3 separate regions of the Mus musculus genome follow, and all the other regions are linked to region 2. The links are chromatin contacts, found by POLR2A ChIA-PET in ENCODE. All regions are on one chromosome and are shown on one strand. The core of a region is the stretch at or near the end of the contact, and the rest is flanking DNA. Distances in the headings are between cores, read along the strand shown. Region 1 holds the start of Etv4 (ets variant 4). Region 2 holds the start of Rdm1 (RAD52 motif 1). Region 3 holds the start of Rnd2 (Rho family GTPase 2).

The links. ChIA-PET counts read pairs that join two places held with the same protein, here RNA polymerase II (POLR2A).
Region 1: POLR2A ChIA-PET joins it to region 2 with 15 read pairs in Patski. The contact joins the promoter of Etv4 here to the promoter of Rdm1 in region 2. POLR2A ChIA-PET finds 5 or more read pairs at or near these places in 4 of 5 experiments (Patski and embryonic stem cell).
Region 3: POLR2A ChIA-PET joins it to region 2 with 18 read pairs in Patski. The contact joins the promoter of Rnd2 here to the promoter of Rdm1 in region 2. POLR2A ChIA-PET finds 5 or more read pairs at or near these places in 3 of 5 experiments (Patski and embryonic stem cell).

The regions. Positions count from the first base shown.
Region 1 is chr11:101,782,075-101,786,585 of GRCm38, reverse strand. Etv4 (ets variant 4) reads left to right here and starts at 1,276. Exons shown (of 13, transcript NM_001316365.1): 1 at 1,276-1,478; 2 at 1,959-2,069; 3 at 2,263-2,356; 4 at 2,572-2,619. The coding sequence starts at 2,010. It overlaps Gm39392 (a long non-coding RNA gene), which reads right to left and starts at 1,265. Exons shown (of 3, transcript XR_880221.3): 1 at 1-1,265.
Region 2 is chr11:101,625,844-101,630,123 of GRCm38, reverse strand. It overlaps Rdm1 (RAD52 motif 1), which reads right to left and starts at 2,175. Exons shown (of 7, transcript NM_025654.2): 1 at 2,060-2,175; 2 at 1,672-1,851. The coding sequence starts at 2,155. It overlaps LOC115487916 (a small nuclear RNA gene), which reads right to left and starts at 2,758; the gene lies at 2,568-2,758.
Region 3 is chr11:101,465,282-101,469,874 of GRCm38, reverse strand. Rnd2 (Rho family GTPase 2) reads right to left here and starts at 1,700. Exons shown (of 5, transcript NM_009708.2): 1 at 1,436-1,700; 2 at 855-942. The coding sequence starts at 1,537. It overlaps Vat1 (vesicle amine transport 1), which reads left to right and starts at 3,676. Exons shown (of 6, transcript NM_012037.2): 1 at 3,676-4,167. The coding sequence starts at 3,742.

The DNA.
Region 1 (4,511 bases), core at 27-2,526, 160 kb before region 2:
AGAGGAGAGCGGCAGCAGGTTCAAACTTTAAAGAACAGTTTGGTAGGTAAAGGGGAGGAGTTTGTGTGGCAGAAAGAGCCCAGTTCAGGTGCCAGGGGGTTAAGGTTTTTGTCCCTTCTCTGACTCCTACAGGCTGGAAGAGATTGCATGCACCTTTTCTTTCTCAGAAGTACTGTTTGGTTAGACAGATGAACTTTGAAAGCAGCCCTGTGGGCCTGTGGGTCCTTGTGACGGCATCTAAAGCAACCCAGATCCCAAGGGAGGTAGTCTTTCTCACACTTGCTTGGCGCCCAGCACCATGTCTGACACAGCAGATATTTACTGAAGGCAGTGATGCTCGAATGACAAACACTAAGATCAACCTCTTGGACAAAATTGGAACCCATCCTGTCTTTTGATCACCAAGTCACTTGGGATTTCTGCTTCCTATCATAAGGAGTAAGATGGCAGCGAGAGAGACATCCTTGAGCCTCTTGTTGGCAAAGCCTCGAATGAATGATAAAGCGGGTCACAGAATAAGCAACTCTACAGATCACAGACCCGTGAGAAAGCCGGTTTGAGCCAGTTTACATTTACTGAGCACCAACTGTGCCTCCATTTGTTTTCAAGTAGCTCGGGGTCTCAGAGGGCTGCACAGAAGACCTTGGTGGCTTTGAAACGCTAATGCCCCTCAGTGACAAGCTGAGTTACCTCAGGTGAGGAGGCCATGGTGTCTTTCTTAGCTTTCTTCCATTTTCATTTGTAAAGTAAAATGGAAACCGCTCCGCAGCACCACGTTATGGGAAGGAAATTAGCACGTGGAGGCAGAGCGCTTCATAAATGCTAGTTATTATGGTTCCTCTGGGCGCACAAGTCCGTTTGCCTCCCCCTCCCCCCAGGGCACACAGACGTGTTCACACTCCCACGTAAGTATAGATGCACAGAGGCGTGAGCTAACGCCAGCGGAAGGAGCTCAGGGGTCCTTAGACCCAAAACCCAGGTTGGAACCCGTGGAGAAGCTGCCGGGTCTTCAGCTTCCGTCTTTTTTTCTCAATTCTTTATGAATGAACTAAAGCCGAAAGGAGTTTATTTTTTTATGAATGGAAGTCCAAAAAGTGAATGAAGCCAGGAGCCAGCCCCTACTTTCTGATTGGTCTTCGTGGCTGGGAAACTCCTCCCTCAAGCTCAGCTAGCCGAGTCTGAGGATTGGCGGGCGTGCCCGGCCCTGGGGTTTCATTCACAAAAGTCAATGAAACAAAGGGAACCGGTGGGGAGGGGCGGGGGAAGAGCGAGAACGGAGGCCAAGGCAAAGGAAATGCACCAATCAGCTGCTCCCCCGGGCTCACAACTGTCTGCTGCGCCCGGAAAACAAGCCGGGGCTCTGGGGACCCGGGGCTCAGGCCGCCTCGCTCCGGCCTAGCCCCGCCACCTTAGTTGTGTCATCCCCCGGGCATGCTGAGCATCCCCCCGCGGCTCCGGCACAGACGCCCGGACCTCAGGTGAAGCTGCGGAAGGGGAAGGAAGGGAGAGTGTCTGTGATTTCCCCGCTTCATCTCCCACACACCACACTCTCTCTGTTCGGCGCCCGCTTCCGCACATTCCGGGGCGGGGGTGGGAGGCGTCGGGATTCGAGGCTGGAGGGGGCGCCTGAGTTATGGGCGTGCGAATGGTGTGCGCCGCGCGCGCGCGCCCACATACACACACACACACTCACACACGCGCGCACACACACACGCACACACACGTCTTATGTAACCCAGTTCGGGCTGAGCAGGGCTGCAGAAAGCAGACACACCAACCCCAGCTCAAGGGAGCAGGTGGGACCTCCTTTGGCGGGAGAGGAGTGGCGGTGGAGGCGCTCGGCCGCGCAGGTCCCAGCGAGTCGGAGAAGTTTCGCTGTCCGATCCAAAGCCTCGCGATCGCCCCCTCCCCCCCGCAGCGCTCCCGGGACCGTGTGCGAACTGCCTCCCCCCTCCCAGGTCTCTGCCTCCGCGCGGGGGCCCGGCCCTGTGGCCGGAGGGAGCGGCCGGATGGAGCGGAGGATGAAAGGCGGATACTTGGACCAGCGAGTGCCCTACACCTTCTGCAGCGTGAGCGCCGCGCCGGCCTCCACGCCCGCCCCCGCCCCGCACCCCGCCCCTACTCGCCCCGCAGCCCCCTCCCGGGGGGTCTCAGTGGGTCCAGGACCGCCTGGCCCCTGAGCCACCCCGGGACCCCACCCCCAACCCCAAGCTAGACTCCTCAGGGTGATTCGGGGGCATTCTTCCCCCCTCCTTCCAGCAGAAATCTCCCGGAAATGGGAGCTTGGGCGAAGCGCTGATGGTCCCGCAGGGAAAGCTCATGGACCCGGGCTCCCTGCCGCCTTCCGACTCAGAAGGTAAAGAAACAGACAAACTGCGACCCCTCTGCTTAATCCACGTACATCCATCCCAAAGCCTTATCCTGGACTTCCCCAACCCACGTTTCCCCAAAAGTCAAACCACTCATTCTTCTCCGTCCCTTATCACCAGTGGGGAGGCTGTAACCCGGGCTCGCCAGGTCTCTTCCCCATATTATCGCCACCTCTTCACCAATCCAATATTCACCCATCAGATCTCTTCCAGGACCTCAGTCACTTCCAAGAGACGTGGCTCGCAGAAGGTGAGTAGTTTTGTTTCCTTCCTAAAATTAGAAGTGGGACATGGGGGGCGGGGGGTTCTTGTCTGTCTCAAGGAGTCCTTCAACCCCATCTCTCCAGTCCCTAACCATGTCACTCTCCCCGGTGCCCAGTGTGGACACATATCGATATTTATTTTCTCGCCCGGAGCCAGGCTTGTATAACTAGGCCTGGGGATGAATCAGACTATTGTGTGGGGTATTTGCTTATTTGAATGGATTTTGGCCCAAGGCCCGTTTTTTTTTTTTTTTTTTTTTCCTAGTTGAAAATTTCATTTGCAGAGTTTGTCTGGCAGGAGGCTCCTGGCCTAGGTGTAGTGTTGGGGTGTTGAGGTATTGAAAGAGAGCAATGAGAAACGGGAGGAATAAGGAGTAATTTATTACCTATCTTCTGGAGTTGCTGGAACCTTGCTTGGTTTTTTACTCTCTTCATTTCACTTCTTCCTAACTCCGAGGGCCAATTTACTGACCAAGCCAAAATAACAACAAAAGTTTCAATACTTCTTTTCTTGGCACTTTGGCAGAGAAGATTCAGGGCTGCCTCCCCAAATAGCCTTGATTATAATTCCAGTGGCAACTGGTCCTCCCTCCATCCCTCTTGAATACCTCCACCCCCAGGCAATGTTCCCCTTCCTGTATGCTGGAGGGTTGGTTGTAAGTCCTAGCCAGGATGGGGTCAGTGGCCCAGCCTGGGCTGGGTGGAGCAGATGTCCTAGTTGGATTCTAGCTGTGGTGTTTTGGTGAGGTTAGTTAGCCTGAGGGTGATGCTGGCAGGGCTGCCAGTGGAAGGAGGCATGGTGACTTACAGTCTCTGAGATTCAGGAAGCATTAGCATCCCCATCTTCGCTCTCACCTCCTTTTGTGTTAATACTCTAAATACTCCAGAAACCAAAAGTGAATTTTTTCTTGAGGTCTTTTCCTAAGGGATTCATTCCCCATTCTTCCACTGTGGGTACCTTTCTTTTGGAATTTCAAAGCTCTCCACCTCTTCACCAATCCAATCCACCTCTCACAGGATTCTCTATAGGAGAAGCCTGGATAAGAAGGAAAGGGGACCACTAAGTAGGTTTGTGGAATGGGATGAGGTCTGTCTTGGCCATCGTCTCAAACACACACTCACACACATAAAATTATTGCTGTTGTCATATTATTATTTATTATTATTATTGTGGTGGTGATGATGGCAGAGAATGACTGTTTAGCATGGAGTTTATCCTCCAAAATGTGGAATGGGGGTGGGGAGGTCTGGGTATAGTGTGCCTCTTCCTCTGCTGCATGCCTGAGTGCCCAGCTCCCAGTTGCATGTAGAGCTTTGTTGGGTAGGCTTACCCTTCTTCAGGTTCTGGAGCTGAAGAACTCAGGGTCTCCATGGGCTTTCAAAAACCTTCTTTTTTATCAACTAGTTACTGATTTTGGTCTGGCTCTCTGGGTTTCCTCCCTGCCCATCAGCTGAGGGCCCCCACAGTGGCCAGCTCCCCAGTTGTGAGTTAGATAGGAGTGGGCTCAGGGTGGCCTTTTGGCAGCATTTGGTCTATTTGAATGACATGGAAAGGAAAATGTTCTCTCCACCCCACCATGGAAGACCCTCCCCTTGGTGGTGGGTCTGGTGATAGTCCATGTGTCTGTCTGCCTGTCTGTCTGTGTGTGTCAGTGTGACAGCAAGTGCGTGTGCGCACAGGCATGCGCACACGTATACACGCGTGTTACATACTGCTGCCTTGGGAGTCCCTGTACATTTAAATCCAGTGGGTGGGGAGATGGGGGTGGGGAATGCTAGGGGGGGGGCTGGGATCTCCTTGGTTCCCTCTCCTTCCTCCTGAGGGAGCAGCTCAGGTTCCCAGCTGGCGATGGATGGCCAGGCCTGAGGGGGGGGTGGG
Region 2 (4,280 bases), core at 926-3,425:
ACACTCTCCTGCTGTCCCAGCAGTCAGGTAGAGAGGCAGGAAGATCAGAAGTTCAAGATCATCTTTCTCTGATCACAGCCAGTACAAGGCTAACCTGTGCTTAAAATAGTACCTGAATAGCTGAGCAATGAAATGATCTATCTTTACTTTCTATGCCAATCTGGCTACCTCTCCACCCACTTCCATGATACTTGCATATTATTATTGATCTGGCTCTTGAGACCCCTTCATAACTCCAATTCCCTCATCCACTTATTCTCACTTCCCAATAGTACCTTGAATTGTTTTTTTTGTTTTTTGTTTTATTTTTGGTTTTTCGAGACAAGGTTTCTCTGTATAGCCCTGGCTGTCCTGGAACTCACTTTGTAGACCTGGCTGGCCTCGAACTCAGAAATCCACCTGTCTCTGCCTCCCAAGTGCTGGGATTAAAGGCGTGCGTGTGCCACCACTGCCCTGGGAGTGCAAGTCTGGAGGCCAGAAGAGAGTGTGGGATCCCTTGGAACTGCAGTTACTAGAACTGATTGTGAGCCATCCTGTGCGTGCTAGAAATCAAACTTGTGCTCTTAATGACTGAGCCATCTCTCTAGCCCTGTAATCTGTGATTGTTAACATATCCTTCATCACTCTATCAGAACCTAAAGTTTATTAAATGATCTGTTTCAAGAGCACGGGAGACTCACCACTTTGTAATCTTCCCAGTTCCACATACAGTATCTAAATGGCTGAGATGTGGCCATAGGTTAGAAACATACCAATCAAATTCCTTAAAGAATGACTGGCAAGCAAATCACCTCAGGACCTGGAAGTGGGTGATCTAAGATAGAAAAAGGTCTTGCATCATGTATGGACGTAGAGAAAATTCACTTGGGGTCACTACTAACTGCAGTTCTCAGATTTAATCAAGGTTCAAGGGAGAAGAAAAGAAAAGCAATATGGGGGCTGGTGAGATGGCTCAGTGGGTAAGAGCACCCGACTGCTCTTCCGAAGGTCCAGAGTTCAAATCCCAGCAACCACATGGTGGCTCACAACCATCTGTAACAAGATCTGACGCCCTCTTCTGGAGTGTCTGAAGACAGCTACAGTGTACTTACATATAATAAATAAATCTTAAAAAAAAAAAAAAAAAGCAATATGGATAAGAATAAGAAGCTGGGTCAGCAGCAGGTTGATACATCAAAAGTGGCCAATCAGAAATTGAAAGGACAGGTGGTGGAATTGAGAAACATGGTGAGATGTGCTGAGGCTCTGGGGGAACGGGTTCTATGTTAATATGGAATGAAGGCTACAATGTACTAAAGGATGCTTTCCCCACCTCTGGAACCTGAAGGAAGTTCTATTTTACAGTGATGACAATAAAGCATCCATTATATTAAAACTGGCAGTTGGTCAAACACATTTTAAGTCCAAATAAAATAGAAAATGTTTATAAATAATGTAAATAATAAATGTAAATGTAACATACGACATGGGATTTTCATTGGAACTCTTGGGTTTGACCACAATTACTCTCATGATGAACCTTTTATCACCTAACCATCACCTAGGATACCTGAGGCCAGAGGATCAGTGAAAACGCATCTGGAAGCACCGGGTGAATCAGGGCACCACAGAGTCTCTAGCTACTCACTGCAGAACTCGGAACGTTATCCTGAAGCCTGCATTTGCACACACCTTCACTGGTGATGTCTGAAAAAGGGGTTTCCCATCGCAAGCCTTCTGGGCTCTCTGTGCGTCCCGCGAGGAGTAAAACTTGATGATGGCGTAGAAACCAGGACGAGCCACTGCAGCGTTCGGGAAGACTCGGACTGAATACAGAAGGCCAAACTGAGAGAACACTGTGAACAGAGAATGCTGTGGGAGGCCCACCAGTGAGTGCTGACCCCCTACCTCACTTCAAGCCCAGATCCCGCCCTTCTCCGCTGGAAGCACTCCCTTCACTGGGGCTTCATCTAAGGAGGAGACAAGCCCTCGCTGGCTCCCCGTTCCTCTGCGCCCACGCGGGGCCCACGCCTCCTGTCCCCCCACTCCCTTCCCCTGCCCTCTCCGCGCAGCCCCTCACACTTAAGGCTTCGGCTGGGGGCCCAGTGCTCAGATCCCACACCAACAAAACTTTGTCGCTCTGGGTGGGAACTACGAAAGAGATCAACTCCGCCATGGTAAAGCCAGTGCGCCTGCGCAAGCTACTACCGCGAAATTTAAACCCTCACAAGTAAAGGGCGGAGCTTAACGATTTCCTTAAAACTTCCCACAAAGCACATATTTAAAATGTTTCCACCCCACATTAGCTCCAGTGCTACACTCTTTTTTCTTTTTTTTTTTCCTAAGATTTATTTATTTATGTGGTTGCTGGGACCTGAACACAGGGCCTTTGGAAAAGCAGTCGGTACTCTTAACCACTAAGCCATCTCTCCAGCTCTGGCGCAAACGAGAACTCAGTTATCGTGTACACAACCCAATCAGGATACAAACTAACGAAAGTTAAGAAGAAGAAAACACAGACATATTTAAAAAGCTGGACTGCCCTACAATCACCATGCTCTGACTTTAAAACCAACTTTACTCCCCAGAGGGGGTGCACCGTTCCTGGAGGTACTGCAATACCAGGTCGATGCGTGGAGTGGACGGAGCAAGCTCCTATTCCAACTCCTACTTCCAAAAATCCATTTAATATATTGTCCTCGGATAGAGGACGTATCAGATATTAAACTGATAAGAACAGATACTACACTTGATCTTAGCCAAAAGGCCGAGAAGCGATACCGAACTACGCCCACACGCCCCATACACTCAACACCGACCACACCTTTAATTCACAGTCACCAACCAACCGACTCAAACATGCAGCCAACACAGACTCTCCTCTTCATTGAGTACACCACCTTTACGCCACGAAAAGCCTGTAAGATTCAAGGAGGCCGAGAAGTTTTGGTTGCAGTTTTTTGTTTTTGCTCCCAGAGTTCCACAGAGCAGTTATTTGCATGCCCCGCCCAAGCGCGCCGAAAGCTCGAACCTGGACTGCTTTTTCCGCTTCTGCGCTGTAGAGCGCAACCGGGGCGCAGAGGGGACGTATTGACCTTTCCCTGCGATACAACCAGGTTCTTCTTCGCAGTCTTTCAGACCACACCCACAACAAAAGGTCCTTGAGGAAAAGGGGCCTTTCGATTTTCTGCTTAATTTATTAGTTTACAGGCGATTCCGCTAGGCTCCTCCCTAGGATCAAGCAACCAGCTTATGGTGCTTCTTCAGGTGTGGTGATAACGACTGCTTCACCACTCCAGCTCTCTCTGTTCCCACGTGTTCCTTGCGGTCTCTGGCCCCAGCCCCCATTCTCTCCTTCTCTGTCCCCTGCTTTCTCTGCCCTCGTGACTCTGTTCCCCTCTGTCTGCCTATCTGTTCATCTACCTCAACCCCTTCTCCAAGCCCTCCCTCCCCTCTCTTCCCCCAAATAACTCCCCACCAGATCTGTTGCTTGGCGTCATTTCTCAAGGGGGCACTTTGGCATGGGTCAGCCAGGAACTCCCTAATCATATTAAATTTCATATCATACATTATCTAAAAATATATCGCTATTCTGTTTTGAGGCAGGGTCATCACGTTCTATAGATTGGAAGAAGATCCAGGTTCGATTCCCAACACCCGATGGTGGCTCACAGTTATCTTTAACCTTCGTTCTAGAGGAGCCAGCAGGAACACCTGTGGCATACATATTTACATGACGTATGTGTGTGTGTGTGTGTGTGTGGACATTCATACATAAGTAAATGTAAGAAAAAAATCTAAAAGGCACAAGAAGTGAATAAAATTTACAAAGCTCAGGAAGAAGCCGGGCGTGGTGGCACACGCCTTTAATCCCAGCACTTGGGAGGCAGAGGCAGGCAGATTTCTGAGTTCGAGGCCAGCCTGGTCTACAACGTGAGTGCCAGGACAGCCAGGGCTACACAGAGAAACCCTGTCTCGAAAAACCAAACAAACAAACAAACAAAGCTCAGGAAGTAAAAGCTTCAGGAACCTTCAGGAGTCATAATGCCCTCCCCCCAACCCCCGCCGGGCGTGGTCCCGCATGCCTTTAATCCCAGCAAGCAGAGGCAGGCAGATTTCTGAGTTCGAGGCCAGCCTGGTCTACAAAGTGAGTTCCAGGACAGCCAGGGCTACACAGAGAAACCCTGTAAAAAAGAAAAACAAAAAACAAACAAAGCCGGGCGTGGTGGCACATGCCTTTAATCCCAGCACTTGGGAGGCAGAGGCAGGCGGATTTCTGAGTTCAAGGCCAGCCTGGTCTA
Region 3 (4,593 bases), core at 451-2,950, 160 kb after region 2:
GAGGGGCTGGTGAGATGGCTCAGTGGGTAAGAGCACCCGACTGCTCTTCCTTCCGAAGGTCTGAAGTTCAAATCCCAGCAACCACATGGTGGCTCACAGCCATCTGTAATGAAATCTGACTCCCTCTTCTGGAGGGTCTGAGGACAGCTACAGTGTACTTACATGTAATAAATAAATAAATGAATAAATAAAACTTAAAAAAAAAAAAAAAAAAGAGTAGGCAGAGAGGAGCAGAAGCAGTGGGAAATGGCTTATGGGTTCCTCTGATCTCACACTGATAATCTGTAATCTTCTGGAGTTTGGAAGCCCTTTAAGAATCTCAGAAAATCTACCACCATTCTGACAAATTTTGTGCGTGCTTTCTGGGCTTTGATGACACATCTTCTAAAGTCCTCCAGGGAACGGAGTAAAAATAAAAACCCTTCCCATGAGGTTGGAGCAAGGACAGGGAGCCAGTGCTCCTGTTCTCCTGGGACTCTAGTTCAGTCTAGAGGAAGAAAAAAAAAAAAAAAAAAAACTACTTTCCACCACCTTCCCCCACCCCAGTAATTCTAAATAGCTTTCCTAAACCCAGTCCTATTTCCTAAGAAACATGTTCCAAAATAAATCATTTCTTTCCAAGTTCCTTGGGTAAGCAGAACCCAGCTGCAGGGCCGATATTAGACTTCCTACGTGGTTTCTGTCAGGCCTAAGAAACTCTGCCTCAGTTTCCCTGGCTCAAAAGAGAAACTGATGTTCTGCTCTAAAACTGGATGGATGTCTGAGCTGACCTGGAATCTCAGGTTCTGGCCAAGGGAGGGGCTAGAGGAAGGGACCTTGGCCGCCGTCAGGGTGACCCCGAGGGACTTGGCTACCTGAAGTATCCCACATGTTGAGCTCAATGCGGCGCTTGTCGATCTCGAAGCTGGCAGTGTAGTTCTCAAACACCGTGGGGACATAACTCTGCAGACACGGATGGGTCAAAATGAGAGAGAGCTGCTCTCCAGTACTCACTCACCCTGACAACTGCCCTCCTCCCTCGACACCCGGTCCAGCTCAGTCCCTAGACAGAAGTTGGTCTGAGGCTGGGCTAAGGGAAGATCCGGGGAGCTACTGCCTCCACCTCCTAGCTAGACTCTCAGATAACCCCCCTTCCCGGGTCCCTTTAGCCCCTAGTTTTTTCTCTCTCGGATGCCCGGGACCTCAGTCATTCTCCCGGAGCGCCCTTCCGGATCCTCTGATGCTCCTAAGCCCCATCCATTTCACCGCGTTCCTTGATTCCTTCCACTCCAATCCTCTGCAGTCCTTTCAGACCCCCCAACGCCTCCTTCCCTTCCTCTGAGCCTCTTTCTCTCCTCCCTGGTTACCCTGGTACCGGTTTCCAGCGGCCCCCGGGGCCCCTATAACCCACTCCCCGCAGCCTCGGTGCCCCTCTCTCCAGACGCCAATTCCTCACCCCGGGGTAGGCGTCCTTGGCGAACACCTGCAGCAACGCTGTCTTGCCGCACTCCGCGTCCCCCACCACTACGATCTTGCAGCGGCCACTCTGCCCCTCCATGGTCCCGGCTACGCGCCGGCCCCCCACGCCGCCCCCCTCCCGGGCACAGCCGCCGCTTCTGCCGCCTCCTCCCCCGCCGCTGCAGCTGCAGCCTCTCGGGCCGCCGACACCGGCATCTCGCGGGCCCGCGCCGAGCCCCCGCCCGGGGCTGCGGGCCCCCTCCGCCCCGCCCCTAGCCCGCGGGCCGCACCTCTGGCCCCGCCTCCCACCCGCACAGCCGAGGGGCGGGGTTCGGGACGGGGCGGGGCCTGGGAGGAGGGGAGGGGGACCCGAGTTAGACTCTAGCGCGCAGCTGTGACCCCAGGAGCGCCTGAGGGTTTGTGGCCAGCGAGCCCCGTTTATTTGAGTTCCTCGGGCATGGAGGCTGGGCTGACCGAGGGCGAAGTTCTGAAGGGTCAGCTGCGAAGCTCCATACACGGGCGCAAGGCCTGAGCCTTCTGTGTGCCCACGCGTGCACGCAGGTGTGCTAGTGCGGCGGACACGCGCGGCGGCAGCAATCTATTTCCCGAACACAGGGGGGCGTGAGATGTTAGGAAAGGGAGGATTTTTGATTTTTGTCTCCCTCCTCCACTCTCGGGTCCAGACAGAGCTTAGGGAAATGGAAGTACGGACCTTAGCACTCCCACCCTACATTAGTGACATCATAGCTTTCTATCTCCATAACGACGGGTGGCGGGATCTAGGCCTGTGACCAACCTAGAAGCATGGACTAAGTTCCTCTAGCCAAGTACTGAGTGGAAAGTTTTAGGGGAGCTTTTGCGTCCTCTGGTGGATGTTTTGGTAGAAAGAGCAAAGGGAAGGCTAAGGAAGCTAGAATCCTTTGACAGCTAAGCTGGGCCAGAGCTAAGCCCCAAAGCCAATTTCAGCCTCATCTCAGACTAGCAATAAGCAAACCGCCATTTGCATGACATCTTTTGCCTAGAAGAGGATGGAGAAAGGGGCTTGGAGGGCTGTGATCGGGATGTAAAGTGAATGAATGAATGAATGAATGAACAAATAAATACACATACATACATACATGCATACATAAGTGAAAAAAATCCTTCTTTAGCCGGGCATGGTGCTGCACGCCTTCAGTCTTAGCACTCATGAGGCAGAAGCAGGCAGATCTCCCTGAGTTTGAGGCCACTCTAGTCTATATAATGAGTTCCAGGTCAACCAGGTCTAAATAGAGAAATCCTGTCTCAAAACAAACAAAACTCTTCTTTAAGTCGAAGATGTTCATTTTAATGTTATCTCGTTTTGAATAACCGTGTAAAGGTAACTAAAGCACACAATCTCATCGCTGTTTTACAAAAAGTAAACAGACACACAGCATTAACACCCAAAACTGTTAAGTTTAAGTTAGAGATGTAACTCGGGAGTAGAGCTACATTCATGAGGCTCTGGGTTCTATCCTCAATTCCAACAAAAGGAAAAGAGAGTGTGAAAGAAAAGGGAGGTGGTGGCACATGTCATTTTAACCACAGAACTCCGGAGGCAGAGCCAGCCTTGTATTCATGGCACCTTCTAGGCTCCAGGCCAGACCTGGCTACATGGTGAGACCCTGTCTTAGAGGTTCTCATGCTTGTAGTTTGCCACTGCAAGAACATAGTGAGTAAGCCGGGCGTGGTGGAGCACACCTTTTATCCCAGCACTTGGGAGGCAGAGGCAGGCGGATTTCTGAGTTCGAGGCCAGCCTGGTCTACAAAGTGAGTTCCAGGACAGCCAGGGCTACACAGAGAAACCCTGTCTCAAAAAACAAGCAAACAAAAGAACATAGTGAATAAAGTCTGCTTATTAGTAAACGGTAGAGTTCAACCTGAGGCACAATTTCACCGGAGTCTGATCCACAGGTGGCTAGATTATAAATTCAGATTTTAAATTATCCTTCAGACTGTGTCACGACAACTTTTAATTCGTATAAGGCTTTCTACGAATAAATCAAGTCTTAGACTCGGCATGCCCCAGAATCTCCTCATGCTTATCAGTCACACGCACGTACACCACCACCCTCCACCTGCACCGCTAGTCTTTTCGCGCCCTCGCAGCTCGGTCAGCAGAGGGACTAGCCCTTTAAGTCCGCCCGCGAAGCCCCACCCCCCGAGCAAGGCCCCGCCCCACCCACTGGTGTCCGCAGCCTGCGCTCTTCCTGACGCGTGTCCCGCCCTTCCCAGCTGTGCACCGGTTCTGTACAGCTGGGAACGCACGTCGCGAGTCTAGCCATGTCCGCGGAGAGGGAAGCAGCTGAGGCGGCCACTGTGGCAGCGGCGACCGAGGCCGGGGCGGAGACCGGGACCGGAGCCGGGGAGGGTGCGCCTTCGCAGCCCCCGACAGTCGAGGTGGCAAGCGACCCGCAGCCACCCCCGGCCCCCGAAGCGTCAGCATCCGCTTCGGCACCGCCACTGCGCTGCCTGGTACTCACCGGCTTCGGTGGCTACGATAAGGTGAAGCTGCAGAGCCGGCCGGCGGTGCCCCCGGCCCCGGGTCCGGGTCAATTGACGCTGCGCGTGCGAGCCTGTGGGCTCAACTTCGCCGACCTCATGGGCCGCCAAGGGCTGTACGACCGACTACCGCCTCTGCCGGTCACCCCCGGCATGGAGGGCGCGGGCGTGGTAGTGGCAGTGGGCGAAGGCGTCGGCGACCGTAAGGTGAGCGGTAGCAGGGCAGGAGTGGGCGCGTGCCGGGGGTGTGGCCGGGCCGGGAAGCCAGCAAGGACGCGGGTGGACTAAACATGGAACACATGGAAAGCAATTTATGTCTCCAGGCGTCTGGGAAAAGGATTTACTGGGAACTGGCAACAGTGTTATTGCCCCTTCCCAAAGCATTTTTTAGTAGTGGCCGCCGCCCCAAGCGGAGTTGGGGGGAAAACAATAAGGCGCCCAGGCGCATGCGCAGGATGACCTGCTCGCCCCCCTCCCACCCCCTTCCCCAAGTAAAACCACACCTGTACCCCTGCCCACTAAACACTCCCGGGGCAGTTGTGGTTTGTGACTCTGAGTGGTGGCTAACTCCCCCTTCCCTCCCGAGGGAGCTTTGAGAAGCTATGTAGATGGGGTTAGGCGGAGGCTCAGAGG